Regions from separate parts of the Mus musculus genome. Here region 2 is linked to region 1. A link is a loop called in an ENCODE intact Hi-C map of the cell type or tissue named here. Cell type or tissue: left cerebral cortex. All regions are shown on one strand. Links, peaks and the distances in the headings refer to the core of each region. The heading gives the core; the rest is flanking DNA.

Region 1 (15,625 bases), core at 3,658-11,657:
GCACAGATGTTTTTACTGAAGTGTGAGTGAGACGCACCAGATTGCTTATCCAGCTTCAGGATTCTCACGAAGTAGTCACCCTGGGCAACAGATGCCAGAGTAAGGCACAATTGTAGAAGTCCTCAGTCCTCTTAAAGTCTTTTCTAGTCATTTAAAACAGCAGAAGCAGTCGGGTTTTGTTTTCCTTACAGTCCGTGCTCAAATCAATATCGCTGTGTTCTTGTTCTTTCAGTCCTGGCTTCCTGCGGTTTGTGAGGGTTTTATGTGGCATGTCCTCAGATGAAAGGAAAGCATTCCTGCAGTTTACCACTGGCTGTTCAACTCTGCCCCCAGGTGGACTGGCTAACCTGCATCCGAGGCTCACAGTTGTACGAAAGGTACAAACTAGCTAGTGGAGAATCCAATGGGAACTTAATTACATTAGGATTAAGAGGCAATAAAAACGATAAACTCATGCTGTTGTATTTTCCCTTTCTTACTGTAGGTTGATGCTACTGATGCGAGCTATCCATCGGTCAACACCTGTGTCCACTATCTTAAGTTACCTGAGTATTCTTCTGAGGAGATCATGAGAGAGCGCTTGCTAGCTGCTACAATGGAGAAAGGCTTTCATCTCAATTGAGTCTTGAAATGCAGAAGAGACAGAGTCTGGGTGAAGCCTCTTGTGTTTGTGTGAAGAGAAGTGTATGATTCTCCACAATAATGACACTTGCCTTGTTTTCCACCATTAAGGCTTCGAGAACACGTGGAATAAGTTCCTTAGCTGCTAATGACAAAACAAACCCTTTAACTACCCAGCCAGCAGGTATCCAGCACAGGACACTGTGTTGCTTTACAAGGGCTCACGTGACTGGAAAAGGTGGCTCTACCTAACTGTTCCACAGGGCAGCCTCTCAGATCATCAGTGCTCACTGTAAATGGAACCGTGTTTGTATCAAGTTTGTCATCGTTTCATACTTCATACACTACAGTTGCCATCACTGACCCCCATTTTGCTGGCTTTTTTAGCTACTTGGTCAAAAATACTGCTTCCTTAAAACATAGAGTGTTAGTGAGCATCTCCAGCCGTTTCTTTTCCTCTTTAATGACAGACACCTGCACTACCAGAGTGTCCCGTGCTCTCTGTCTGTCCCGCACATAATCATGCACACCCTTGTCATTTCTTTAAGGTGGGAGTATATTTTTTTTTTCATAAATACCATTCTATAAAGATGAAATTCTAAAGTGTGTTTGTGCAGCTCAAAATAAAGATATATTAAGGGAGGGGCAGACACTGGCCTAGGTGCAAGGCACACTCACAGCGACTTTTATGTTTGGTTGTATTTTCTTTGTATATTATAAACATTTATTTAACTTGTTGCAGTTTGAAGTAAATTTCTGAAATGTATGCTCAACAATAATCATTAAAATGTTTGCAGCGTAGGAACCTGTGTCGTGTTACTGGTTTACCACAGCCATCACACCTACGAGCTTAACCACGTGCTTTTTAAACTCTTCACGGTAACACAAATTCTCTTTTTTGAAAACAAAATAAAATATAATTAAGATAAAGCAAAAATTATCACATCAAAGTTGGAGGAGACAAACCACCAGGAGGAAAAGAGCCCCAGGAGAAGGCATGAGCATCAGAGACCCACTCCTCAACACACCCGAAAATCCTACAAAAATATGAACCTGAAAGCCAGGCTATATGTGCAGAGGACTTGGCACAGACCTGTGTGGGCTGCTTCAGTCCCCATGAGTTCACAAGAGTTTCACGGCCCCAGTCCAGCATAACATCTCTTCCCTTCCCAAGGAGATCTGTGCATGTTCTCCCTAGTCTCTTCATTCATGCCTCATTTCTCCAGGCCTACCAATTGTAGCTTAGTTATCATTTATTTAATGGCTGATACCCACATATAAGCAAATATATCCCATATTTCTCTCTCTGGGACTGGTTATCTCACTCTGGAAGATTCTTTTCTAGTTCTATGCATTTGCTGGCAAACCTCATGATGCCCCACCCCCACCCCCTTAAACAGCTGAGTAATATTCCATTGCATAGATGTACCACATTTTCTTCATCCATTCCTCTAATGAGGAACATCTAGGTTATCTCCAGCTTCTGGATGTTTAAGCAAAATGAACATGGTTGAGAAAGTATCCTTGTGGTAGGATGAAGTGTCCTTTGCGAATATGCCCAGGAGTGGTATAGCTAGAACTTGAATTAGATTCTCAACTTTCTGAGGAACTGCCATTCTGACTTCCATAGTAGCTGTAGAGGTTTTCACACCCACCAGTAATGGAGGAGTTGTTCCCCTTCCTCCACATCCTCACCATCATGAGCTGTCACTCTTGTGGGTTGGTTGGTTTGGTTTGGTTTGTTTGGGTTTTTTGTTTTGTTTTGTTTTGTTTTGAGACAGGGTTTCTCTGTGTAGCCCTGGCTGTCCTGGAACTCACTCTGTAGACCACGCTAGCCTCGAACTCAGAAATCCGCCTGCCTCTGCCTCCCAAGTGCTGGGATTAAAGGCGTGCACCACCACTACCCGGCTTTGGTTTGGTTTTTTTAAAGATGTATTTATTTAATGTATGTAAGTATACTGTTGCTGTCTTAGACACACCAGAAGAGGGCATCAGATCCCATTGTTGTGAGCCAACATAGATTTTTTTTTGAAGGAATTTATTAATTTCCTCTTTAAGGACTTATATTTATAAACTGTTTTTAAGGTCTTTTTTTGTTTTTTTTTTGTTTTTTTTGTTTTTTTTTTTTGAGACAGGGTTTCTCTGTGTAGCCCTGGCTGTCCTGGAACTCACTTTGTAGACCAGGCTGGCCTCAAACTCAGAAATCCACCTGCCCCTGCCTCCCAAGTGCTGGGATTAAATTAAGGTCTTTTTCTTATGCTTCAGCTATACTGGAATATTCAGAGTGCTATGGTGGGATATCTGGGCTCAAGTGGAGACATACTGTCGTGTCAATAGTTACCACAGTAGCTGGTGGCGCACGCCTTTAATACCAGCAGTTGGGAGGCAGAGGCAGGCGGATTTCTGAGTTCGAGGCCAGCCTGGTTTACAAGAGGACAGCTAGAGCTAGACAGAGAAACCCTGTCTCGAAAAACAAAAACAAGCAAAAAAAGAATAAAAATACCAACCATTATTTTTTATTTTGTTTGTGTGGTGGTGGTTGCATGATTGTACGGAGAGTGCAATACCTGTGGAGGCCAGAAGGTGGCATAAGATTCCCCCCCGGGACAGGCAGCCTGTTCTTGTTGACTGTGAGGTAAGTGTGATGTTAAAATGGCTTATCCTGTTTTTAAACACTGATTTGGGATTGGTGGACTGTGGTACGCCTCTGCACTCAGATGGAGGTACAACTTGTAAGTGTTGGTTTCCTCCAGCTGGGCATGGTGGCACACACTCAATCCCAGCACTGGGGAAGCAGAAGCAAGAGGAGCTCGGTTAGTTCGATCCAGGGCAGCCTGTGAAATTCTGTCTCAGAGAGAGAGAAAAGAGCTGGTCTCCAACCATGTAGATCACCAGACTTTGTGACAAGTGCATTTATTCAGGACTCCATGTTTTTAGACTGTTAAAAATATGAGAAAAGGTAGTATTTTTTATGACATGAAAATTTTTTTTCCAAGATCTCTAACTTAGGCTGGCCTCAAACTCCATGTTTGATGATGTTGAACTTGTGGCTCTTCTGCCTCTGGTCCCCCAGTGTTGGGATCACGGCATGTACCGCCATGCCTGCTTTATGCCTTACTAGGTTCAAACGCTGGACCCCATGGATGCTAGACGAACATCCTAATGACACCCCCAGCCCTGGAATGTCCATGGTCTTATTAGAACAGTCATATTCTTTCACTATGGACCACGTGTGGTTGCTTTTGCATGACACTGAGTAGGGAAGATAGCTGAGATTATATATGGTTCACATACCATAAAGTATTCAACCCCTGCCTGTTGAGTCAGTTTGCCAGGTCCTAGTCTAGCAAATTGCTACACTGGGTTATGTTGTGACTTTTAGAGCAGTTTAAAAGTTATGGCAGGCACTTAGCAGAAGTGAGGTGGTCGCACAGCACGTAGCCAACAGCTGAATCACAGCTCACTTTGAGTCAGGTCTTGTCAGACACACTAGCGTCTCCAAGCACAGTTAAAGCTCTTCAGCTATGGTATCTACTTAATTTAAAAAAAAAAAAAACTTTAATATTCTCTAAAGGTACTAGAATCTGTGCCAAGATATAATTCATCTACTATTTTAGTGTGACCCAAAAATTAATTTTGTCCACTCCCTAGCTACTTGCGGTGCACCAGTTTCTGCAGTTACCTCCACATGCTACTGATTATGTGCCTACCAACTAGGACAGTGTCTCCCTGCTGCTGTGCTTCCACAAGCCATGCAAAGGTCTTTGATCTAGATGGGGCTTTCACCAAATCCTGAGGACTTAGTATATACAGTGTGCATTGTCCCCATGGGCCAGAAGCCTTCCCTGTGCCTTTCTAAATGTGTTCAGAACAATCCACATTTGCTTTTAGAGTCTGAAATGACTAATTTTCTGGTCTTTATAGATTAAAACTTTTATAGTATATAGAGTTTTAGTCTCCTCTCCCCATCCTTACACGAGAGCAGCATGCCTCTCAGAGGACTGATACAGGTGGAAGGACTCTCGGAGTACTGCTTCCACCCCCTCATACCAGTGTGCACATATATGCTCTTGGTAAGAGAGCTCTGAGTGGCAGAAGGTTTGGGAGGGGGCAGGGAGCAGGGGTCCTTCTTTGTACTGTTTGTTTATAAAACACTAAAGATGGGGTTAGACATGACTCGTGCTTGCAGCAGCAGCACTACAATAAAATTGGAATGATAGGGAGGTTAGCATGGGCCTGTGCAAGGATGACACAAAAGTTCATCAAGTATTCCCAGTTTTTATAAAATACCTTGTGCGTTAATTTAAAAAACAAAACTTATAGAATAAGAGGAAGGAAAGTGCTCATTTTGTATCAGCCTGATGAAATTGTCTGTTCTGTTTCTTGGAACTAAAGCAAATGGTATTGATGAGCTTAGTAGGAAGACACTTAAGGATGTGCCATAGCCAGGTGTGATGATCTGAAATCCCAGGGCCTGGGAGCAAGAGCATTTGGAGTTCCAGGACATCCTCAGCCACATGAGAATTTGGGGGCAACCCTTGGCTACACTGAGACCCTGCCTAAATATGCAACAATAACAGTAAAATGTGGCAGCACGGCTGTTAGAGCTCTTGTAATGGTTAACAATGATTTCACAGGACCATGAAGTTAATTGCATGGTGGCATCATAATTGCTAAATATCCTTAAAATGGGTATCAAACACTTCCAGAAACTGGCAAATAAAACTGAATTTCCTAGGTGTGTATTGGAATAAACTTCTGGGTGTTTGTTTGTTTGTCTGAGACAGAGGTTTGCTACACACACAGTTCAGGTACGCCCAGAACTCACAAGGTCACCATCCCTCTATATTCCAAGCTGGAGGCACTACATATAACCTTGTAAAATAAAATAAGTCGGAAGAGAAGGCTTATGTGGTAAAGTGCATATACAACCCTGAGAAGCCAAGTCCAGATCTTCAGAACTTAGATTAAAGTCTGGCAGAGCAGCACATGTCTGTGGTCCCAGCCCTGAGAAGCTGAAGACAGGATCCCCGTGGCCAATCAGTGAGCTCTAGGTTCAGTGAAAGACCCTGTCTCAAAAAAAAAAAAGAAAAAGAAAAAAAGCCAGGAACGGTGGTGCATGCCTTTAATTCCAGCATTCAGGAGGCAGAGGCAGAGGCAGATAGATTTCTGAGTTTGAGGCCAGCCTGGTCTACAAAGTGAGTTCCAGGACAGCCAGGGCTATACAGAGAAAAATAAAACAAAGACACACACACACACACACACACACACACACACACACACACACAAAACAAACCCAAAAACAAACAAAATGGGAAGTGAAAGGTGGATATGATCAAATACATTGCACACATGTATAGAGTTCTCAAAGAATAAATGAGAACTATATTTAAAATACAGGAGAAGCAATTGTGGAAGGCAAAAAGGTTGACCTCTAGTCTCTGCGCACACGAGCATGGACAGACAGACACACACACACACAATTTAGGAAAAGTGGTAGTGGGGCTATATTTAGCACAGTGGAGAGAGTACTCAGGGCTTTACGGAAAGAGGTATTGAGCAGAAGGACTTCACTCAAACGTCACATGGTCAAGTCAATTTGAAGTTTATTGGCTGATGGACAACTGCCATGCTTGCATCACACTGCAACCCTGCAGTACCTATAGAAGGAAAAGCAAGCTTACAGTTACCAAGTAAAATTGTGGCTCTCTGTTAAGAGAAAAATGTGTACACAAGAATTGTTTTCTCTTTAGGAACTATGGGATAGGAACTATAGAAGGCTGCTGTCATCCATGATCTCTTCCTTGGCCTTCACAGCACTCAAACCCTGATCGTCTTCATCAGCTTTCCGACAGCTTGTCAAGAATCAGCAGAGGGGCAAGAATTCTGGCTCTGTTAGTTTCCACAATGCAGCCATTTAACACCATCTCATCCAAAATGATGTGAACTTTATCCAAATTAAACATTATCTGGGTCACATTAAGGAAATTAGCTGGAGAATTTAATAAATAAAAATAATAACAAGGCTTAGCCTGATACTCTCCTGGTATAGGTAAACCTAAACCTGCTTTTGTTTTTCAAATCCTTAGTAGACAGACAGGACCTCTATATACATGTCCATACCTATGTTCACTCTGGCTAGGAAAGTGGGATAAGTAGATATTGAGACAGCCATTTAAACTATGTGTGTGTGTGTGTGTGTGTGTGTGTGTGTGTGTGTGCGCGCGAGTATACAAGCACTAGCGTATGAGTGTATGTATTTGTGCTAAGGATGGAACTCAGCACCTTGCACGTTAGGCACCACTCCAGCACTGAGCTGCCTCCCAATGCAGAACGGCAGGCGTGGGGTACAATGTAAGTGCCAGCGCACACGCAAGTGACAATCCAGCCTCGGTAACAGCAGCACTGCTGTGGGACGCTCAGGGTCCCGGCATTGTGATGAGTGCCTTAATACGTATTTCATTCTACTCAGAAGCAAACAGTCCAGAGTCTGGCCAAGGTCACAGGGCAGGAACAAGGCAGAGCCGGCTGGGCTAACAGCTCTGTTCTCCAGGCTCCTCTCCACCTATCCACAACATTCTTGGACCGCAGCATCAGCTGTCTTCTCTGCCAGGCAGAAGGAAAATAGTCGAGAGAGAAAAGAATACAGAAGCTGAGGCTAAACTCCTCCAAGACCCAAGCTCTGAGTTTCACAAGTAGACTCTCTTTTTGTTTGTTTCTTTGGTTGGTTGGTTGAGGTTTTGTTTGTTTGTTTGTTTTTTGTTTTGTTTTGTTTTTCCTTTTTTTTGTTAAGATTTATTTATTTTATATATAGGAGTACACTGTAGCTGTCTTCAGTCATACCAGAAGAGGGCATCAGATCCTATTACAGGTGGTTGTGAGCCACCATATAGTTGCTGGGATTTGAACTCAGAACCTTCAGAAGAGCAGTCAGTGCTCTTACCCACTGAGCCATCTCTCCAGCCCTGGTTGGTTGGGTTTTTTGTTTGTTTGTTTTGAGACACGGTTTCTCTGTATAGCCCTGGCTGTCCTGGAACACACTCCATAGACCAGGCTGGCCTCGAACTCAGAAATCCGCCTGCCTCTGCCTCACGAGTGCTGGGATTTAAGGCGTGCGCCACCATGCCCGGCTGTGGAATCTCTTTCAGATTCTGAAACCTTAACTTGGTGAAGCTCTTCCGGGAAAGCTAGAGGAAGAAGAGGGCACTGGCAGTGAGGAACTAGAAAACTAGACTCCCTGAGAATCCTTTCATCTGAGCATCTAATTATGGAGCAAGATGGTTGCCATGGTTGGATGTTTCTTAATTTTACATTTGAAACCTGAGATTCTGTTTTTAAAGAGCTGTTTGAAAAAAAAGAAACAACTGCTTCAAAGGAAAAACTTCATTGGACAAATTGGTGATTAGAAACACCAGTGAGTTTATAATTAGTGAATATTTGCCAAACAAATCATTGCCTGACATTGTTCAATTCCTGATATTCAAAGTCTCTATTGTACTTGTTCAGTGAAGTCTGAATACAGAGAATGGGACAGCCTGTGAATGACTTCAGTTTCCATTAGACTCTGTTAACATCTCATTAAGTTCTGTGCAAATAGCCCTCTAGCAGAATAAACTTTTTCAGGAGCCGATGGGAACTGTCCCTAAGTGACCCAGAAAAAAAAAAAAAAACCTTTGCTCTGATATACCTATTAATAATATCTTCCAATTATATAGATGATTGCTTTGTCCTAGGCCAAAGTAGGACTGGAATGAAGTTAGGTTCAGCTCTGTTCATCAGAACCAGTGGCCAGAGTTTCTAAGCTACAAAATGGGAACCCAGTCAGGCAAATTGAGCTGAAGCTGGGCTTGGGTGCAGCTCAGTGGGCAGTGCTTGCCTGGCTAGCGCTTGTGACACCCTGGGTTTGATCCCAGCGCCCTCTAAACTAGGAGCAGGAATGCACACCTGTAATCTCCACTCTGGGGAGGTGAGGACAGGAAGGATCACAAGTTCAAGGTCATTTTCCACCTCAAAGCAAGCTAGAGGCCTGCCTGGGATAGACAGCAGCAGCCTGTCTCAAAAAATAAAAAGAAGGTAAGCAGCTCGGGTGGCTGAATGAAACAGGCCCTTGGGCTCTGTAGGCATGGAGAGCAGTGGGCTTTAATGGCTTATTTTCCTGGTCTCTGTATCAGGAAATCCCATTTTATCTGTTTAAATTGTCTCACTGATCAAACTCCTACATCTTCAGCAAAACAAACAGCCGTTGTTTGGATGTCTCCTTGAACAACTGCGGAGTGTTCTGAAACTCGAATCAGACTTTATTGCTGAAGCATATCAGCCACTGGCACCCCCACATTGCAAGGACAAGGTCCTGTGGCGAGCCTGTCTTTCCCAGCCTCCTGGAAACACGAGTGAGCCAGTGAGGTCATGTCTTGTGAGCTCACAACTGCCTGGCTATCTGGCTGGAGTCCTAACGAGCAAACCCAGACCGGATCTCAATGCAAAGCAAAGGCCTGACATCTGACGGCTCCCTGCAGTCACATGCCTCCTTTAAAATAGGAATCCAGCTGTTGTTCATATCTTGATTTGGATTATGAGCAACTTGTACACACTGGTGGAGCCAAGATTAGTAGTGTTTGGGCCATATGCCAGGGACCAAAAATGTATCCTATATGCCAAGCCTATATATCAAGGCAATAGACACAGGCAAATAGTTCAGCTCTGGCATTTGGAACAGGAGGAAGCAAGAATGAACTGGACTGTGGTCCATTAATTCAAGCAACCAGGGAAAGAACTTCCTTCAGCCTGGGTTGAACATGACTGACCCTGAAGACCACATACAACTTTACTAAATCCCAGGTTTCTCAACATGGAAACCCAAGAACATGGATTTCTAAGGAAGGCAAACTGTAACAGAACACTAGATGTGACCTACACACAGAGCTGATCTCCTGCTCCTAAAACATCGGCTTCTTCTATGTTTTATTTTCCTGATTAGGATCTTAGGTGGCCTCACTTGCCTTGAGCTTGCTATGGTAGTTGGAGATGGCCTTGACCTCCTGACCCTTCTGCCTCTGCCTTCCCACATACTCAGTCCTACAGGATTGTTAAATAAGAATATGGTGTGTTAATCGTCTTTAGTAAGTGAAAGAATGGAACAAAACAGGTCAAATGGAATTTCAGAACAACTGCAAGGCACAGCCCAGCCTAGACACCAAAATCACTTCTTCTAGGGAGATGGAGAGATGGCTCAACAGTTAAGAACACCACATAGCAGTTCACAAACATCTGTAACTCTAGAGCCAGGAGATGTGAAACCCTCTTCTGAACTCCTTTGGGTGTTAGGGACAGATGTGACACACAGAAATACATACAAACAAAACACCCAAATGCATCAAATCTAAAAAAAAAAAAAAATTTAAAGTATGAATATAAGCTGTGGGTTTGTCTGTGTTTCTTACTAGCTTGCTTTCCTGGGGTTGACGCAGAGCCTTAGGAATGCTAGGCTAGTGCTCACCCAGTGGACCACGCCCAGCTCAGCACCGGGGGAGACGAGCCCTAACTCCTGCTGCTTCGTGAAACTTGTTACTACTTTTGACTAACATAACCAAGACGCAAGGGACAACGTGAGTAGGACGAGACAGAGAGAGGGCTTTGGAAGAGATAGTAGCAGAAGGAGTGGTACCTTGGATGTCAGAGAACACATGCAAAGCTAAGAGCTGGGGGTGGTGCGTCACAGTCAGCACTCGGGAGGATGCTGTGAGGCGCTTATTCCACATAGGGCGACTGAGGTGCTCAGTCTCAGGGGGACGGTTTGCTCAGTGGACACCACTGCACCAAGGGGACTGGAGTGAGGGTTTCAACAAGCCAGAACTCCTGAATTGATTTCTCGTGTTTGGGACATTCCTGTTTAAATCCCATCTGTCTGGTTTTGTAAGTCTCAGCTGGAAGCAGAACAGTAGTGTGCGCTGAGGAGAAATGTAAATATTTCTCAACTATTTCTCAAAGCCCAGCGCAGGGAACCTCAGCCTTAAATGGCACAGGGAAGAAAGGGGCTTCCTGGGCTCTGACACCCCTTCTCTGTTACCACACTCAGACTCACCCTCACTCTGCCAGCTCTGTGTGAGCAGAACAGGAAAAGCCCCTCAAAGACTGATGGCGCTGAGTGCTGTGAGAACCAGGTTTCAAATGTGGTAACCACTTGAGTTCAAACTTTGAGGCTGAAGAGAGCATCCTAGGGGCAGCCGCTGCTCCAGCAGCTTCTTTGGCACTGAAGAGTGGGCTTCAGGAGCGTTGCCCTCCCCATGGAGAGCAGGAACTAGAGCGGAGCCTCCCTAAATTGCCTCAGGATTCTCTGGGGTGACGTGCTAAAGAGAACCAATCATGTGTGAGTCCTGAGATTTGGATCTGCTGTGGTTTAAATGGTTACCCTGGACTAAAATATACAACATGGTGAGGAAGGAAGGGTGAAATGAACCATGTGGTCTGGATTGGTGGTGCACACCTTTAAGGCTAGCAGGCAGGCACTCTGGTCATAGCAAGTTCAAGATCAGCCAGGGTTACATAGAGAAACCCTATCTCATCAAACAAACACTACAACAACAAAAAGGTAAAGGACAGATAAAAACACAAACTGTGGGTCTTGGTGTAGAAAATAAGTTGAAACTAGAAAGCTGGATCATTCCCGAAGTCTATAAAGACAAAAATATCTGCCTCTTTCCAGTAAACAGTAGTCAGTAAACAGTAAACAGTAAACAGTAGTCAGCATAAACACTTCAACACAACCAGCGAAGCTCATGCGAAGCTCGTGTGTATCTGCAGCGGCTCCACAGCTGGTCTAGGACAGCTGGGACTAGAAGCCCTTTTTTACGGGGCAGGTTACTCAGTGCCTCTCCGGATCCACGGCAGCATCCCAGGCCAGGCTGAGACAGTACCCAAGCCTCTCTGCTCTGATTATCCCTCTAAAATTAATGTGTCCTGCTCAGTACAAGGGGCAGTTAGTGGCAAGGCCAAAGTGGATCTTGAATTTTTTGAACTGCACAAGTGTCTGCTAGCTCTTGTCGTTTTCCAAATATATTTTCAAAAATCTTTTTTACCCTCCCATTCAGTTAGAAACAGATTTGTTTTGAATTACTTTAAGTGACTTAGTTAAGAATAAATGCCATGGGGCCGAAGAGATGGCTCAGTGGTTAAGAGCAAAGCTGCTCTTCCAGAGGACCTGGGTTCAATTCCCAGCACCCACATGGTGGCTCACAACCATCTCTAACTCTAGTTCTGGGGGGATCTGAGGGCCTCTTCTGGCCTCCAAGGGCACCAAGCACATACATACACAGATATATACACACAGAACAGCACATGCATGCATAGATATATACACACAGAACAGCATATACATGCACAGATATATACACACAGAACAGCACATGCATGCATAGATATATACACACAGAACAACACATACATGCACAGATATGTACACACAGAACAGCACATACATGCATAGATATGTACACACAGAACAACACATACATTAAATAAATAAATACTTAAAAAAAAAAGTCAGACTGTGACATACACTGCCCAATCTTGGCCTCTTAGGCCAAAAGGATCATAGGTGAAGGGTGTGGTAGTACACGCCTTTAATCCCAGCACTTGGGAGGCAGAGGCAGGCAGATTTCTAAATTCGAGGTGAGCCTGGTCTACAGAGTGAGCTCTAGGACAGCCAGGGCTACACAGAGAAACCCAGTCTCGAAAAACCAAAAAAAAAATAAAAAAGATTGAAGTGTTTTCAAAAGCTGTCTTTATCACTTTTAAATGATAAGCATATTTTAATAAAATGCCTATCTTTTCTTTTATTTTATGTGTGTGTGCGTGAGTGGGTTTATTTTATTTTATGGCTTTTTTGCGTACCATGTCTCACTGTGTAGCAATGGCTGGCCTAGGTTTCACTGTGTAGACCTCGCTGGCCTGGAAGTCACAGAGATCTGCTTGCCTCTGCCTCCTGAGTGCTGAGACCAAAGCTATGCGCCCCATGTCCATCTCAGGGGCACCTATGTGCACTACATGTATCTGGGGTTCAGAAGAGGCCCTGGGACCCGTGGACCCACAGTGACAGGGAGTTGTGAGCTGCCTGACGGGGGTGTTCAGAGGCAAGGCCAGGTCCTCTCAGGAGCAGTCTGCACTCTAACCACTGAGTTTTCTCTCTGGCGTCAAAGCAGGCAGATAATCTTTGAAGTCACATGCTATACTTTTGGAGACTTACAAAAAGCCTGGAGAGTGCCTGCCTCCATCTGGGACCCTGGCTGTGTTTATTCTTTGTAAGACGCTAGGTCTGAATCCAGGGCCAAGCACATGCTAGGAGGTATCCTGCCCCTGTGCTGCATCCCCAGGCCAAGCACATGCTAGGAGGTATCCTGCTCCTGTGCTGCATCCCCAGGCCAAGCACATGCTAGGAGGTATCCTGCCCCTGTGCTGCATCCCCAGGCCAAGCACATGCTAGGAGGTATCCTGCCCCTGTGCTGCATCCCCAGGACACGCACATGCTAGGAGGTATCCTGCCCCTGTGCTGCATCCCCAGGCCAAGCACATGCTAGGAGGTATCCTGCCCCTGTGCTGCATCCCCAGGCCAAGCACATGCTAGGAGGTATCCTGCCCCTGTGCTGCATCCCCAGGCCAAGCACATGCTAGGAGGTATCCTGCCCCTGTGCTGCATCCCCAGGACACGCACATGCTAGGAGGTATCCTGCCCCTGTGCTGCATCCCCAGGCCAAGCACATGCTAGGAGGTATCCTGCCCCTGTGCTGCATCCCCAGGCCAAGCACATGCTAGGAGGTATCCTGCCCCTGTGCTGCATCCCCAGGCCAAGCACATGCTAGGAGGTATCCTGCCCCTGTGCTGCATCCCCAGGACACGCAGACAGTTTCGATTTAAAAGAGCGAAAGGACTTTTTCTGCTATAAAGAAATGAACATAAGCCAGGCAATGTCTTTAACCTCCAGCTAATCTCCCAGAATGCCTCCTTCTGCTCCTGAGGAGCTGTCTGGAAGTTTATCCTGGAGGCCTAAAAATGCAGCCTCTCGGAGAAAACCAAGCACTTTCTCTGTGGGATACACATTTTGAACAAATCTATCTGATTTATATACATACATATAATATTTATATATCTATGTTTATATGTAATAGTTATTTTTAATATATAATTTATTTTTATTTCATGTGCATTGGTGTTTTGCCTACATGTATGCCTGTGTGAGGTGTCAGAAACTCTGGAATTAGAGTTCCAGAGAGTTGTGAGCGGCCACGTGGGTGCTGGGAATTAAACCCGGGTCCTCTGGAAGAGCAGCCAGGGCTCTTAACCACTGAGTCATCTCTCCAGTCCCATACCAGTTATTTTTAAATACCACCACCCCAGTTCTTTGTTTGGAGAAAAAGAAAAAGGAACCTCACAAAGTATCATCTTTGAGAGAGGAGGGCTGGGAAGTCCTGGGGCCCAAGCGCTGGCTGTGGCGCAGCCTTGGCAGAGTTGCAGATTAGTGTCCTGGATTCTGCCAAGTCACCCTCCAGCGTGATGGCACTTACCTGATGGTCACATCCTGAGTGTGCTTTTTGCCACATACCATGGAAAAATGTACAGAAAAAGGATACATCTAATTCACTCTGAAAAAGAACACAAGAACACACAATACACGGTGAGAAGATGACCCCAGACAGCACCGCCAGCTGCACAGTCAAGGCCTGCCCTGCCTCCCAGCCAGGCAGCAGCAAGGGTGGCTCTATGCCTGCTGGAGCCAGAGTGGGGGAGCCGCAGCTGGAAACCAAGATAGGGAAAAGAAGGTGAGGGTTAAAAAGCTGCAGGCTAGAGGGTAGAGGGAGAGGCGGGGTTGATGGCTCATACCTGGAATCTTGGGAAGCTGAGGCAGGAGGATGGCTACGAACTCAGGCCTGCCTAGGCTAACAGAGTAAGTTCCTGTCTCAAAACATCAGACAAAAACAGAAGCAAACCAAAGTATGGGGAATAATAAAGAATCAGAAGCCTCAGGAATATGCCTTCTCTTTGTATCCATTGATTTACTTCGAAAGCATATCGTAGGAGGCTGAGAGAATGCTGATGGGATAGATGGGTGAAGCGATTACAACAGCAAACTATGGATAGTAAGCCAAGGAACTCTGGGGGGGGGGGTTATGTCAGTAAATTATAGCCATCAACAAACTACAGTGTAGATGTCTAATTACTAGCAAGCTGCAAAGTAAAATGCAGGTTACCAACTGCTATGCAAGCTGGGAGGTGTAGCTCAGGGTACAGTGTGCACCCTGCCCTACGGTTGATCTCCATACCACAAAGTTAAATAACATTAAAAAATGGTATGTGATCAGAACTCTGTATTCATGAATCCCACATCCACTAACTAAGCACTCTGCGAAGTCCTTGGAACAGACTGTGCTTGTACCGAGCACACACGCTTTCCCTCTGCCATGACTTCTTAGGGCTGACAACTGCTCATACAGCGTTTACGCTGTGCTAGGTGCTAAAGTAACTCAGATGTGTTAGAGTTTGAGGGAGTGTGTGTTAGCCATGCAGTGTGTGTCATGCCGACACCAACCACTGCACAGAAGGGACTTAAGCGGGTAGGGATTTGGTACCCACAGGGCTGTGGTGGGGCCTAGAACTCATGTCCCAACACTGTCAGTATCATCCTACAGACAGATGTTTATCGAGATGTCCAGTTTCAAAGTTACAGGGGGGTGAACTAGGTCTAAAGGGCTTGTACCTCTAAACAGATGTCCCTAAATGACGGGCCCCTGCCACTCTTCTGCCTGCTTTGAAAGCACCCTGTCTGAAGAACGCTTTGAGGTTCACAATGAAACTGAGATGCAGGGATAGAACTGTCTCACACACACGCCTGCCTGGATTTTTGTTCACAGTGAGGGTCTTCGTTACTCTTCTGCTTACAGGTCACTCACGGAGTCCACACTGGGCGCCACTCTGGCGGTGTACAACCTGAGTCTTAACAGATGGGTAACAACAA
Region 2 (15,625 bases), core at 2,812-10,811, 70 kb after region 1:
CAAAGGGGATAGGATATTTTTCTAAAGCAAGCATGTGAAAGGGCATATGATGGATTTAAAGGGCATATGTGAAAGGACACACGTGTGGTTTGCCTTATGTATTGTTGAATTCCATTTGTCATGACTCCATAGAGAGAAATGCACCAGGAAGCTTCATGAGAGGTTTCTACAGCTTCAGTGGATTTGGGCTGATTGGCAGAGTGATGTCAGCTGATGCAAACTGAGTCAAGACCCGTGGAAGACTCATGATGATTGGAGGGAGTATAAATAAGACTCAGCAGACAGTGGTGGGGAGAGGGGTTTGGCTTCTTGGTCGTCTTCACTGATCTCCGCTTTGTTGAGAAAAATATGCCTAAAAAACCCTCCTGGCATCCCTGGTGGTTCTGGTCCCTCCTGCTGGCTTGTGCTGGTTCTGCTAAGGCCTGGCTATTTCTGTTAAGTCATGCTATCTCTGATGATTCGTGTGTGCTATCCTGACACTACCAAACTAGACCACTGGTATATTTGTAAAGTATAATACTGCTGACCTGTGAACTAAACTACTGATTTCCTGAAAACACAGATGATATTTGCTCCAAAAAAAATTTCTAAACAGTCTGCTTCCCTGTACCCTAATAACCTTTCTTTTCCACTACCTCTGGGGGTGATGGGCTAAAAAGGAGGTTAAAAGGTTTTAAAACCCATATTAAAAGTAAGATTTAAGAGGTTAAAACTATACCTTTCCCCTTCTCCATTTTCCCATTCCTTCTTTTTTTCTTCTCTTTCCTTGAGTGCCTCAAACTTGCTATATAGTTGAGTCTGACCTAATTTATTCCCTTCTGCCTCTGCCTCTGCCTCCCAGGTTCTGAGATTACAGGTGTGTATTCATGGCTCCAAATCTATTCTTTTGAATTGTAATTTTACAGATAAACTCTCATGTTTTCTGAGTATTAGTATTATACTGGTATAGCAAGATAATTTGCCTAAGGTCAGTTCTAAGTGTTAGCATTGGAATGTGAATTGGAATCTACCATCTGTTTGTAAATCATGTGGTTGTCTGTCTGTCTGTCTAATCTTGGTTACAAGGGGCAGGTTTTCTTTGTTGTTCTGGCTGTCCCAAAGCTCGCTTTGGAGAACTGCCTCTTACCCCCCAAGCACTAGCTAAATCCAGGGTTCTTGTTTCATGTGCTACAATTTTGTTGCTACTTTCCCCCTCAGACCCATATTCTGAATTCCTTGGACTACCATGAGGAAGGTTGCTTTTGATAGCAGATGTAGGTCTTTTCTCTTGTATGCATGCTGATATATGAGAACATTTCTTTCACATTGAAGGTGATCAGTCTGGCTTGTGGGTAGTGTGTATACCAGATTGCCAGGCTGGGTCCTGGAGGGAGACGTTTTATGATGCTGTTCTATAATTTGAACTGGAACAGGCTGCTTCCTATGAGTTAGACTCCATGCTTTTGTTTTTTTGCGACAGGATTTCTCTGTGTAACCTTGAGTGTCCTTGAATTCACTTTGTAGACCAGGCTGGGCTCCAACTCAGAGATCTATCTTCCTGTCTCTGCTTCCTGGCTTCATAGGACTTTTCTAAATGGCTGTTCAAATTATTAAGTATTTGTTAATTCTTGAAGGGTTGGTTCAAATTCAGCTGTCAAAGTTATGAGAACAGTGTACTCCATAAAAGTTTAGATTGCTAAGTATTTTAAATTAGTTACCAGTAAGTGATTTGAATATTTAAGTTATTTAATATATATGAGTTATTTAAAAGCAACCCTGTAGCATGAACTACTGAAAAAATAAAATAAAATAAAATAAAGCAATCCACACTATCTCCAGCAGGTCACTGGCCAGCCATGTTCCCATCTCATGGAGACTCTCTGATCCAGAGCTCCGAAATCTCTCCACTCAGCTCACTAAGTTCCCATGGAGGGTCACTGCTGTTCTAGGTTCACACTTCCAAATTTCTGTGACTGTCTGTAGTGCCCTGCCATCATACCTTTCTCTGGAACTCAGTTAAGTCGCTGAGTGAAGGAAAACATCACTCAATCTTAGTTTAGAGTCAAAAGGCAACAAAGTTGTTGGGCACTATAATTAGCATGCTAATAGTAAGCCATTCTAACAGTAGGAAATCCCTGGGATCCATTGCCTGAACTGTGGGTCTCCACTACCTACATTTTTGCTCCATCCAAAAGTCCAAAAGCCCTGCCTCTGCTGTCCCTCAGCTGTCCCTCTGCTGTCCCTCAGCTGTCCCTCTGCTGTCCCTCCGCCTGACCCAGAAGTCTTGCTTGCCCAGTGATTGGTTTCCTAGAAATCTTTATTCATTAGAAGGCTTACCTGTGAAATCCTTAGTAGCCTGGTCCTAAGTAGCCTTACTTGGGGAAGCAGAATTAGCATCAAAATACAAACTGCATGAGGGCTAGCCACAACACAACCCCTCACAAAAAAATTAAGTGGTTTGAATAGAATAACCGTCCTTAGGCTTTGAAGACTTGGTCCCCAGCTGGTAAAACTGGGAAGGATTTGGACATGTGGCCTCGGTGGAGGAGGTGTGTCACTGGGGTTGGGCTATGAGGTTGTAAAAGATTGCTGGTGCTTTCCCTACGTTGGAATCAAAATGTAAGTTCCCAGCTGTTCCTGCTGCCATCCTTTGCTCCATCGTGTAATCTAACCCTTTGAAACATAAGTCCAAATTAAACACATTGTTTTATACATTGCCTTGGTCTTGGTGTCTTATTGAAAGGAGCTAAGACAGTGACTTTATTAATTGGTAAGTTATTGCACTTTTAATGAAAAGAATTAGATTTAAACCTTTTTTTGGGCCATTCTTGTGGGAAGAGGTCATGGAATTTTAGAGACTTAAAGCCTAGAGTATTTTGAAATACCTGTAGTTGCAATGGTTATGTGTCAAGTGAGAGAAACTGCTTTGCAGGGTTTGTAGCTCTGGCTGGTTTGGCACTATATAGCTTAGACCTCAAATTTCTGGCAATCCTTGTGTCTCATCCTCTCTAGTGTTGTGATTACAGGGGTACACCATCATGGTTCACTTCTTCATTGACTTTCTTAAGGTTAAGTATAGAGATTGTGTTCAGGTTTTAACCCTTTGGAAATTTTAATAGTAGGTTACATGATTATAGCATAGCATAGTTTTTAAGTAGTATACCTGGATCCTAAAGCCTACAGTTCTTATTCATGTTCAGATTTTCACATAAACACATTCTTAGTTTCTGTCATGAGTGTTCTGAATTAGTATGCAGTAGAGTAGTAAAGTCTGAAATTAGAAACATGCTTATTTGGACCAAATGAATTCTCCTTTAATCATATAAAATAATTTTGCCTTATTTTAAAATAAAATATCAAAGATAGAATAAGTACTTCTAGGCTAAAATTGTTAAGAATTGTACATGTGGGAGTGGAGAGACAGCTTAGTGGCTAAGAGCTCTGACTGCTTTTCCAGAGGACTCAGGTTTAATTCCTAGGAGATCTTACATCCTCTTCTGGTATCTTTGGGCAAACATCCATACACATAAAGATAAATGCATAAAATTTAAAAAGAAAAACCTTATAAAAGTGAATTGTAAATGTAAGAGTATTCACAAATATATATGTGTATGTATGTATGTGTATATATATATATATATTTTTTTTTTAATTTATTTTTTTGAGACAGGGTTTCTCTGTGTAGCCCTGGCTGTCCTGGCACTCACTTTGTAGACCAGGCTGGCCTTGAACTCAGAAATCTGCCTGCCTTTGCCTCCAAGTACTGGGATCAAAGGCGTGTGCCACCACCGTCCGGCCCCATATTTTATAACTGAGAAAGCTGAAAACTGTAATTTATGACATTGTTCAACAAGAGGAAAGGTGTTCATCTGAGGATATAACCCAGTTCATAGAGTGGAGGCTTGCTTAGCATTCGTGAATGGAGTCCAAGGCGGTTCCATCCTCTGTACCACATAAAACTGGACGATGTTGCTACACATCGACAATCGTAGCACTTGAGAGATAGAGGCAGGATAAGAAGTTTGAGGTCATCTTGGGCTCTTGAGATCTTGTCTTATAAGAACAACAAAGTGGGACCTAAAGAGATGGCCAAATGGTTATGAGCACAACTGCATGCACCTAATTTTAGTAATGATGAAAAAAAGGACTGGATTCCAATATTTTTGGACTGAAATTGAGCTGGCAAGTATTTTTTTATTATTCTTGCTAATTCAGTTAGTTTTACTATACTGACTTGGAGCTTGTTAATTCTAATGAGTTAGAATTCTAATTCAGGATAAGCAAGAAGGCTTAGCAAGTAAAAGGTGCTTGCTGCCAAGGCTGCTGACACGAGCTGTATACATGCAACCAACATGGTCAAGGAAAGGACCAAGTCCTCAACCAGTTGTCTTCTGAGCTTCATGTGTACTCAGTGATGTGTGTAGTCTCCATACCCTGTACTTAAAACAGAATTAAAAAAATATTCTAATTCAGAAATGAAGTTAATGTAGGCTTTTAGATGTGAATGTAATTAATAGTCATGAGATTGCAAACTCTTGTCGAGATGATTTTTTCCATGCTATTCATAGCTGTTTTATCATTTCATAAGTAATAGGGTGTACTCTGAACTAAGGTCATCTAGATTCATGTCTTGGTGGTTCCACTGTTGCTCTTGGGAGAAGCAAGAGAAACTCCTTTAAGTGTACGTCCCTGAACTCTTCTGTAAAGAAAGTGGGGAAAATACACACCAGCTCAGAGGTTTGTTTGTAAGGTATAAATGAGACTCGCCCATATATAAAAAATAGTATAGTTGGTTGTTACTTTATTATGTATTCTAAAATTTAAAAAGATAAAAAGTTTTATATGATTTTTGTTAAGCGATTAGGGGCAAGTTTTACTGAAGTGACAAGGCTGTTTATAATCTTATTCACATGGAATAAACAGACACTTTCTTAGAAGCATGTGTGTGCCTGTGCTACTGCCACAGTTTACATCAAACAATACGTTAGGCAATGCTATATGTGGGATATGGATTTATAATTTCTAGAACACACCTAGAATCAAGGTCTTAGGGGAAGGATTTGAGCATTAATAGTGAATGGCGTATTACATAGCTGAATGCTGTTTTCTCAGTCAGAGGATCAAGATTTGTAATAATTTTAGGAATCTCCCTTGGTCAGTTGCTAATTTAATTGTTGATTATTAAGTGTTCTTTGAATTTTAAGGAGAATAATGATTCCCATCTATTAATTTGAATGTAGAATTAGTATTGCTTGTAATCTTGCTTTTATTATACATTTTGAAGTTAATCTCTCCTGTTATTTGTATTATTTTGTTGGAGACATAGTCTTCTTCATAACCTACACTGGCCTTGAATTCAGGGTGTTTCCATCTTAGCTTCCTGAGAGATGAAATTATACCATTCCTAGACAGAATGAATGTATTTTTACTCTGTTATCTTGTTCTAGACCAGCCAGGGCTACCACCATAGTGAGACTGCCTTGAAAAGAGAAAGAAAATCCATTCTTCAACCAACTCTGGTCATGTAAAATGAAGTTGGGAATTTAGAGGCTGATGGTACTTTGATTTATTTTATTTTTAATTATGTGCACAAGAGTGCAGGTGTCCATGGACGCTAAAATTTGGTTCCCTTAGGACCTGCTACCCAACGAGGGCACTGGAAACTGAACTTGCATTCTCAGGAAGAGCAGAGCACTGTGCTCTGACTCACTGAGCCATGGAGGGTGATAATTGTTTTGATTATTCATTAAACCTTGCTTTAAATAGAAGGCTTAAAAAATAAGATTGAAGTCAGGCAGTGGTGGCACACATCTTTAGTCCCAGCACTCAGAAGGCAGAGGCAGGCAGATCTCTGAGTCCAAGGCCAGCCTGGCCTACAAAGTGAGTTTTAGGACAGCCAAGGCTACACAGAGAAACCCTGTCTCAAATCAAGAAAAAAAATTTAAGATTTACTTGCGTTTGTATGTTTTTTTCTTAGTGTTTTTCTTTTCCCTGGAATTCTTTTCCATCAATAAAATTGGAAAATATTTTAATAAAAATCTGTAAACTATCGAATACAAGATTTTTTGTTCATGTATTTTCTTTGAAAAGATAAAAATAGAGTGCCCTCCCTTTGATTTGGACACAGACTTTTATTACAACATGATAGATTATACAAAGGTTTGTATGTTCTGCCTCAGAACACTGAATTTTGGAATGAATTATTTGTGTGTGGTTTTTAAAAATAATATCAACTTTATGGTGAATCTCAGTGAAAATATATAGAACCAGCTTCTCATATGATTGTAGATCATGAAGCAGAGATGGTTTCTAAGGCCTGCCCTAATGATCTGGATTCTACCAGCAAAATCTCAACTAACTCTCTCTAATACTCTCTCTCTCTCTCTCTCTCTCTCTGTCTCTCTCTCTCTCTCTCTCTCTGTGTGTGTGTGTGTGTGTGTGTGTGTGTAAACCAGCTTGGCCTCAACCCGGTGGTCCTATGCCTTCTCTTCAGCATATCTTACTGATATATACTACCACAACCGTCCTAAGTTTTGAATCTTTTGTATGATTATTTATTGTATGTGTATGTACCTGTGTGTATGCACACTCACAGGCCAGAAGAGGATGTAGCTGTCCTCAGCTATCTCTCTGACCTTTGAGGTCTCTTCTGAAATTGGGTTTCTCTGGTAGGCTGGAAGCCAGGAAGTCCCAATACTCCTGTCTCTGCTTCGCTTGGAGCTGGGATTACAGGCATGCACAAGCTGCCTGACTTGTAACATGCATGTTAGATCCAAACTCTAGTTTTTATTGCTTCATGGCAAGTTCTCTAAACCACTGAACCATTTTTCTTAGCCCTTGAATGATATCCATAATATATATGCAAGTATACAGTGTGTGTGTGGAGAGAGAGAATAGCATTCACTAGATGTCAGTGGTTCACCTGAATTTAAACTGAATCTTGTTTTAGTAAAGGGAAACAAGTAATTGTGAATCATTTAGACTGATCCTGCGTGAATCAATATTGAGAGTTTTATGCTGGTGACCTCTAGTGGTTGTCACCAAACATCAGCAAATAGTAAATAGTTCTTTGGCAATCAGATGTTGAATGGTGAATGAATTCAGGAGATATGTAAAATATGGCACCAGATGTTGAAAATCAGGAACAAGGTTGGGTTATGCTGCGTTATTAACAGAAATTGAATAGATGGAAACAAGTTTGTACATTTTGCTTTGGTAATAGTGAAGTTAGCTACTTCCCTTCCTACTTTGTTCATTTGAGACAGGGTCTCTCTATGTGCCCCTGTCTACCCTGGAACTGTGTGAACCAGTGCTGGGATTAAAGGCATGCACCACTATGCCTGGCTTACCTTTCTACTTTTTAGATCAGGGTACTTAAAAACATCAATTGATGTCAACAGATAAAGAATTTTGCTGGTGTTCAACAACTGTTTTTCTGTTGGGGAAAACATTTCATTGGAGTACTTACTTTGCAAATGTAAAGTTTTGGACTCAAACCTCAGCACTCTAGGTAAAAAGAAATTAGAAGTCTTACCTTCATTGAACCAACCACACATTCCATCGTAGGGTGCTCTTCCCCTACTTTTATTGAGACAGGTCTTGGTACTTAGCTTCAGGAAGCCTGGAATTCATCGTGTGACTCAGGAAGCTAAACTTACCCTCCTCCCCCCTTTAATTAAGCCGGGTATTGGTGGTGCACACCATTAATCCCAGTCCTTGGGAGGCAGAGGCAGCCGGATCTCTGTTAGTTCAAGGCCAACATGGTCTACAGAGCAAGTTCCAGGACTGCAAGGGCTCCATTATACAGAGAAACCTTGTCTCTATAAACCTAACAACAACAACGTTATACAAGGTTGGGCATGCTGATGTACACCTTTAATTCTGTGAGTATTCTGTGAGTTTGAGGCCAGCCAGACTGGTTAGATAGAGTTCTTGACCAGGCAGGGTTATAATAGCCCTTCAAAGAAAGCTACAAATTGTATGTACATAAGGTGCATAAAACATAATTGTAGATTACTTTGGGTGGCATTGACATTTTTAACTATTAAAGTTGTGTTGCATGGACACAGAATGTGCTTATATCCTCTGTAATACCATTCACCAGTGAAAGTGCAAATCTTTTGTATCCTTGATTAATTCCTACATATTTTATCCTTTAAAAAAAGTACTTTGTGGGCTGGAGAGGTGGCTCAGCGGTTAAGAGTGCTGACTGCTCTTCCAGAGGTCCTGAATTCAATTCCCAGCAACCACATGGTGGCTCACAACCATTTGTAATAGGATCCACTGCCCTCTTCAGATGTGTCTGAAGGGAGCAACAGTATAATTATACATAAATATATGAATCTTAAAACAAAACATTACTTTGTGTGTGTGAGTGTATAACGTGTATATGGGTGCCTAAGTCACATATGCTTATGCACATGCATATGCATGCTTACTCACATAGAGGCCTGAGGTTGAAGTTGGGAGTTTTTCTTAGTGATTCTCCACCTGATTTTATTGAGGCAGGGTCTTTGAACAGAATCCACAGCTAGCTTGTTCAGGCGGATCGAATGTTTTTGTCTCATTCTATGCCATTCTATGAAATAGCCTTGGCCTCTCTGAACTCTAACCTCTGTGTGCTGGTGTAAGGAAACATTGCCCAGAAGATTTTGCCTCAGTGATCCTGGTCCCACCCCTGTTTTTGTTTTGTTTTCGTTTTTTCCAAGATAGGGTTTCTCTGTGTAGCCCTAGCAGTCCTAGAACTCACTGAGCCTCTGCCTTGGGATTAAAGGCATGTGCCACCACTGCCCACCAACGATTTATTTGTTTGTATTTTGTATATGTGTGTGACTGTGTCTGGTTGTGTATATGTGAGTGCAAGTGCTTGCAGAGGCCAGAGATTTTTTTTTTTCCCGAAACAGGATTTCTCTGTGTAGCCCTGGCTGTCCTGGAACTCACTCTGTAGACCAGGCTGGTCTCAAACTCAGAAATTCGCCTACCTCTGCCTCACAAGTGCTGGGATCAAAGGCGTGCACCACCACACCCTGCTGAGGTCAGAGATTTTAATCCCCCTGGAGTTACTGGCTATTGTGACCTGCTTCAACAGGGGTACTGGGAATTGAACTGGTCCTCTTGAAGAGCAGTAGGATACTTTTAACCATCGCTATACTTTTAAGGCATTTCTATAGTCTGATGCTGGTCACTTCTTAATCATCTTTAGCTCTTTTTTTTTTTTTTAAATTGATTTCTTTACATAGCTCTGGCTGTTGAGAACTCACTATATAGACCTTAGACATAGATTGTAGACTAGGCTGGCCTGTAACTCACGGTGATCCGCTTGCTTCCAAGTGTTGGGAGTAAAGATTTGTGCCACTGTGCCTATCCAGAACACAGATTCTTAATTTACAATACTATTAAATGGTCCTGATAGAGCCTTTAAGAGACTCAAACCTGTCTCTGCAGCTTGATAAGGCAGCCTCACTTCCATCTTCTGCACTGCTTTCAGCATTTTCTTTCTCACAATAGCTTACTAATTATTAAGCTCTGATGACTCAATTTTCTAGCCCAAAGAGTTTCCACAACCTTCCTAAAAATATGGGTCCAGTCTGTTTCAGCAGTACCTCACTGCCAGTACCAATTTCTGCCTTAGAGTTTCTGTTGCTGGGATGAAACACTATGATAAAAAGCAACTTGGGAAGAAAAGGGTTTTTTGTTTGTTTTTATCAAACAAATCTCTGGGTCATGCTCTATCACTGAGGTAAGTCAGGGCAGGAGCCTGAAGACAAGCACTGAAGCAAAAGCCCTGGAGGAATGTTGATTACTGGCTTACCTCCCACCCCTTCCTCAGTTTGCTCTCTGGAACACCCTAGGAGGTGCCACCTTAGGGGTAGCACCAATCACAGTGGGCTGGGTCCTCTCACATTAACTGTTATGAAGAAAATGCCTCACCACCATGCTTATAGGCAATCTGATGGAGGCATTTACTCAGTTGAAGTTCCACTTCACAAGTACTCAAATATCTCTCTAGCTTTTGTCAAGGATTAAAAACCCAACCAAGACATTTAGCATCTTTTTTCCTTCCCAGTGGCCAGAGCTGTTCTGGCAACTAAAATCCTTTGTAAATTTTATCTCTTTAAAGGTTTATTTGTGTGTGTGTGTGTGTGTGTGTGTGTGTATGTGTATGAAGTCACATGCACTCTTAACCACTGAGCCATCTCTTTTTACATACAGATATATGCAGATGTACATTTGGAGATTGATTGAAATTAAATCTCTTGGTTAATTTGGGTAAATATTGATGGTTTTAGCATGGTGGGTTTGTTAGTCCATTTATTTTCTCTTTTGGTGCCATTACTAAACTGTGAGAATCTCCTACATCTTTACTAAGAGCTATCTTTTGGTTTTGATACTATCATACTGTTTTAGTCATTTTTTCATACAATTTCCCTGTAGCCCAGAGTGACTTCAAATTTTTAATTCTTCTGCTTCTGTCTCCTTAGTGCTAGGATTAGAGGTATGGGGCTACCACCTCTGGCTTGTAAATTTGTTTTTTGAGTTTACATTTAAGTGTTTGTTTGCAGAGATGAGTGCTGCTAGTGGTAAATTATGACCTGTAAGTAACTGGAAGTCCTTTATACTTTACTAAGTGCTAAATCTGTTAATTATTTGGTCAAATGTAACCTTTACACTTTCAGTTGGATTAAAACTAGTAAATAGTTGACTATACTACCAGCTCAAAGTCATCAAGAGAAGACACAAGGCAATTAAGAAAAAGTTATAGGCTTGGGGAGGTAGCTCTGTTTGCAAGGTGTTTGTCTTGCTAGACTTAGGACCTGCATTCAATCCTCATAATGCACTAGAAAAAGACAAGGAAAGGCTAGAGTAATGGCTGAGTGGTTAGAAGCACCAGCTGTTCTTCTAGAGGACTGGGTTTCGGCTCATAACTGTCACACTGTACACATGGTGCACAGACATACATGCAGACAAAACACGGCCTCACAGTATAACTCTGGTTGTCCTGAAACTTTAGATGTAGACCAGGCTAGCTTTGAACTCACAGATACCTGCCTGCTTCTACTCCCCAAATTCTGGGATTAAAGGCATTCACCATTATGCCTTTGAAATTTTTTTAAAGAAGAAACCTCCTCCTCCTTCCTCCTTCCTCCTTCCTCCTTCCTCCTTCCTCCTTCCTCCTTCCTCCTCTTCCTCCTCCTCCTCCTCCTTTTCTTCTTCAGTGGTAACAAAAAGAAATGACCACAAAACAAGTGGTAGCTGAACCATTTGTAATACTCTGAAATTATTTCAAGACTTGAAACTCATTTGGAATGGGATGGTAGAATGGAAATGTATAATAGAACATTTTTTAGCTGGGCATGGTGGTGGTGTATGCCTGCAATTCCTGCACTCAGGAGGCAGAGGTAGGTGAGTGAAGTCTGAGGACAGTTTGGTGTCTAAGACCCTGTCTCAAAAGCAAATTTTAATTTTAATTATTTCAGAAAAGATGCTAAGAGATGTTTCTGTACTTTGGAGTTTCTGAAAAAACTTGTTTGTGAATATGATTTTAGTTTTTGTAAATATTATGCTAGTTTAAATATATAAATACTCTACTTTGATGTTTAGGCCCTTAGTCATTTAACTTTTCTCTTTATCTCCTCTCCTTGTGGCTGTCTTATTTGTTGTCCTTAGCTCTACCTTAAACCCCAGGATCCATTTGTTTTTAGTATTATTTGTTCAATTTTAAACTCCTGATCACTCACCAGAGTATGGGTAAAAACCCCAGGCTTAGTTCAGTCTTAATTTTCAGATCTCTAATTTCTAATTAACTCATGGGGGGTGGGCCAGAATCAAGTGCATGTTAGCTTTCTTCCACCTTGTACAGAGAACTTTTCTCTTTAACCCTTTTTCTCTATGGCTATTCTGTATTCCTACCACCTTCAGATTTTTTAAATTATGCTAATTTTTACCCATAGAATTTCTTCCAGGGTTATATAAAGATTAAGCATTAATCTTAATAGAGGCTCTAAAGAATCATAAGGAAATGGCCTCTGTATGGTTATTTTTATTTTCAAAGACATTATGTTATCTGGTGGAAAGTTTGGTTGATCTTTTTACGGGTTTTGTTTTGAGGTCATGCATAAAAATGCTGCATTTCACATTTATTATTTTTCCTATTTTAATTAGCTGGTTGGTTAAGGAAAAATGAAATAAATGCGTCTTAATGTTTTTAGGCACGGATTGCATTTTTACAAGGAGAAAGGAAAGGTCAAGAGAATTTGAAGAAGGATTTAGTGAGAAGAATAAAGATGTTAGAGTATGCATTAAAACAAGAAAGGTACGTGTATCTCGTTCGTTACTGTGCCCAGAGCAGAACAGTGCTGTCCCCGTTTACATCATTGGACACCTCATTGAAGGCCTTTTCACATTTTACATAGTGTATGGGAAAAGGAATGAAAAAATGAGAAGGAGAAGTAATATATTTTCCATATATTTCAGATGTTTTTTCTCTCTAAACAAAGTAGAAATCTATCTTTTTACATACCTGTATTTGTTACTTGGGTAATTTTCTTTTGTATATTTTATCTACATTTCTATACATTTTCAGTGTTTTTAGCAAAAAAAAATATTAAAATGGACACATTGCTTTGTTATTGGAGTAATGCATAGCAGTACTCAGTTATAAACAAATAATTATTTTTTGCCAATTGTTAAATTTTCAGGGCAAAGTATCACAAATTAAAATATGGCACAGAACTGAACCAAGGTGATTTGAAAATGCCCACCTTTGAATCAGGTAACTTTATTCTTTAAAAAATTCATCTTTATGTAACAGGCATGTACGCTTTATCCTGATTTTGATTTTATAGCATCAGATGAATGAGTATTATAAACTGTAAAATTTGATGAAAAAAATGTTAATAGTATATTTTTTATTATTTTAAAATGTGTATATGTGTGTACATGAGTATTCCTGTATGTGCACATGAGTGCTGCAGTCCACAGAGTATAGAAGAGGGCATTAAATTCCCTGGAGGTGATGTTACAGAGTTCTGAGTTACCCAATGTCGATTCTGGGAACTGACCTTGGATCCTCTGGAAGAGCAGTATAGAATCTTATTAACCCATGAACCATCTCTCCAGCCCTTGGTGAAAATACCAAACAAATAAAAATTTGTTTCATCTGCCTCTCAATCTTATTTTCTCCAAAGTGAAACCTATATAAAATTATGGATATCTTTTTGCTAGTAATTAAAATCAAAACATGGTAAAGAAACTATTTTTTTTATAGCTGTAAAAAATTTTTGTCCCTCATGTATATGTGTGTATATTTATTTATTTATATCTGGTGGGTATAGTGGTACATGCCATGAACTCAGGAGGCAGAGGCAGGCAGATCCTTTGAGTTCAGGACCAGCTTGTTCTGCACAGTGAGCTCCAGGCCAGCCAGGGCTACATAATACATTGCTGTTCCCTCTCCAGTGTTTTTTCATTTATGTATGTATTTTGTGTGTGTGGGCAGTCAGGAGCACTTGGGAATTACATCTGAACTTCTCTCATGTGGGTTTTGGGTGAATTTGGCTCAGGTCATTTGATGTGGCAGCAATCACAAGCTTAAGCTATATTTTAATACTTAAAAAGGTTTATCTGGAGAAGTTCTAAGGTACTGGAAAGTTAGCTAGATTGGATTTTATAGCAGTCATATAAAATTTAGAGTAGGAAAATTATCTCCAATTAGCTTTCTTCTGTATTAAGTAGTAAATATGATAATAATAGTTCATAAATGTGTTCCCTGGAGCAGACTGGATATAGGAAAAAGTTAAGTTTAGTTTAGGTGTCCATATAACTGTATAGAATCTAAAATAATGAAGAATATTTTAACATAAGCAGATTCAGGAATCATACTAGCAATTGTCTATTTCTTAAGTATCTGGATTGTGGTTATCCTATTTCCCTCTTAATTTAAAGCAGGGATTTGTGTATCCTATGATCCTTCAACTCCATAGGTATCAGTGGATAGCCTTGAACATGTGACTGTCCTGTGTCTACCTTCAGAGTGCTGGAGTACAGATGAGAATGCCCGATTTTACAGACGTTTTTGATGGAATCGAATAGAAGCCTACAATGTTATTAGTAGCTTGCTCCTAAAGCAACCATTTTTAAAAAAAATTTAATATGAAAATTTTGTTTCCTTAAGGTTTTTCAAAGTGTATAGTAAGACGGTTAAAACTTACATAGGTGTTGATATGAATAGTAAATTTTTAAAAATACTGGTTAGACTTTGGTTTAATAATATGTACTGAGAAGCAGACCATAAATACCACCCAAATTGTTTATTTTTTGGCCTTCCCTGCTTTGGCTTTTAGCAGCAGAACCGTTTTTGTTGTTGTTGTTACAGACTGAGATTTACATGCCATTCATGTTTCTTGAGTGGTTCTAAAGGCTCATTCTGATTCTAGAGAATACTACCATATTCTCCTCCATAGAGGAGTGAGAGTAAGAACTGAGAATAGCAGTATTTATCTATAATACTCATCATCTCAGGCTAGGCAGGTCAGAGGATCAGGAGCCCAAGGTCATTTTTAGCAACTATGTCCCAGTCTCAGCCCTTTCCTGCTGGGCATGTGCAGGTCTCTGTGAGTCCAATCTAGCCTGCTACAGAGCTCCAGGAGAGCCAGCGTTATCATATAGAAACCCTGTCTCGGAAAACAAAAAAGAAACAACAGAAAAACCCTTTGCTAAAAAACTAAGAATAAGTCTTAGAAAACTGACAGGTGGAAATATTTTTGTATATATTTACCACCTTTAATTACAATAAGACTACTGTAGTAAATGAGGCTCAAAACATATGCAGGAAAAATGGATTTAAAGATTTTCTTCACTTATTTTCTTTTCCAGTATAGCTTTTTCAGAAAATGAACAGAGTTGGAGTTGTTTTGGGTTGTTGCTCCTGGAGTAGAGCTTGTGCTTATCTTAGCTTATTGTATTGTACTAGTTTGTAATAGAGCAAGATTGTTAGCATGTAATTTGCTCCTACCAATAATTAAAATTGTACCCAGACAAGTATCTTTTATCTATGATATGCATAAGTAAAATAATTTTACTTACATGAAACATGATAAAAAACTAAGTAAAATGTTTTTACTGATACAGAAAACTATTCAGAATATTGGATAGAAAACAAAAATGAATATATACTATGCTAAGTAGAAAATTATCTGCATCAAAGTATATTTGTAGATAAATATTAAATGAAACAATTGGCTTTATAAACTCCTTCAGATCAATATAAAAAAGAAAATATAATTTAACAGAAATTGGAGATGTTTATACCTCATCATTTTGCATATTTCCTAAACCTGAAAGCAGTTGTATTCAAGCATGTAAGTGTTTTAATTTTTGCAAGTTTAGGAAATAGATAATTCAGTAGAAAAGTGGATATGGGGGCTGATGAAATGGCTCAGTGGTTAAGAGCACTGACTGCTCTTCCAAAGGTCCTGAGTTCAAATCCCAGCTACCACCTGGTGGCTCACAACCATCTGTAACGAAATCTGATGCCCTCTTCTGGAGTGTCTGAAGACAGCTACAGTGTACTCACATATAATAAATAAATCTTTAAAAAAAATGGATATGGCACATACCTTTAATCCCAGCACTCAGGAGGCAGAGA

What was found. Peaks named below come from ENCODE experiments on the same cell type or tissue, not always from the same donor. Only the 100,000 strongest peaks of a DNase experiment are listed, where the experiment ranks them.
Region 2: a loop joins it to region 1, with 2.6 times the contacts of the local background. A loop is called at or near these places in 19 of 42 quality-filtered maps.

The regions. Positions count from the first base shown.
Region 1 is chr12:51,729,518-51,745,142 of GRCm38, reverse strand. It overlaps Ap4s1 (adaptor-related protein complex AP-4, sigma 1), which reads right to left. Exons shown (of 6, transcript NM_021710.4): 5 at 14,244-14,255; 6 at 6,210-6,590. The coding sequence ends at 6,462. Hectd1 (HECT domain E3 ubiquitin protein ligase 1) reads left to right here. Exons shown (of 43, transcript NM_144788.2): 42 at 233-377; 43 at 485-1,421. The coding sequence ends at 622. It also overlaps the pseudogene Gm22663. Among named protein-coding and RNA genes, the nearest start is that of Strn3, 45 kb to the right of the region's middle. In left cerebral cortex, for the core only: a CTCF peak has its summit at 7,456 (motif pointing right); DNase peaks (open chromatin) are centred at 8,035, 9,244 and 10,296; H3K27ac peaks cover 502 bases.
Region 2 is chr12:51,658,277-51,673,901 of GRCm38, reverse strand. Strn3 (striatin, calmodulin binding protein 3) reads left to right here. Exons shown (of 18, transcript NM_052973.2): 2 at 12,189-12,292; 3 at 12,678-12,751. Among named protein-coding and RNA genes, the nearest start is that of Ap4s1, 25 kb to the left of the region's middle. In left cerebral cortex, for the core only: CTCF peaks have their summits at 7,022 (motif pointing left) and 8,198; no DNase peak of the experiment used is centred there.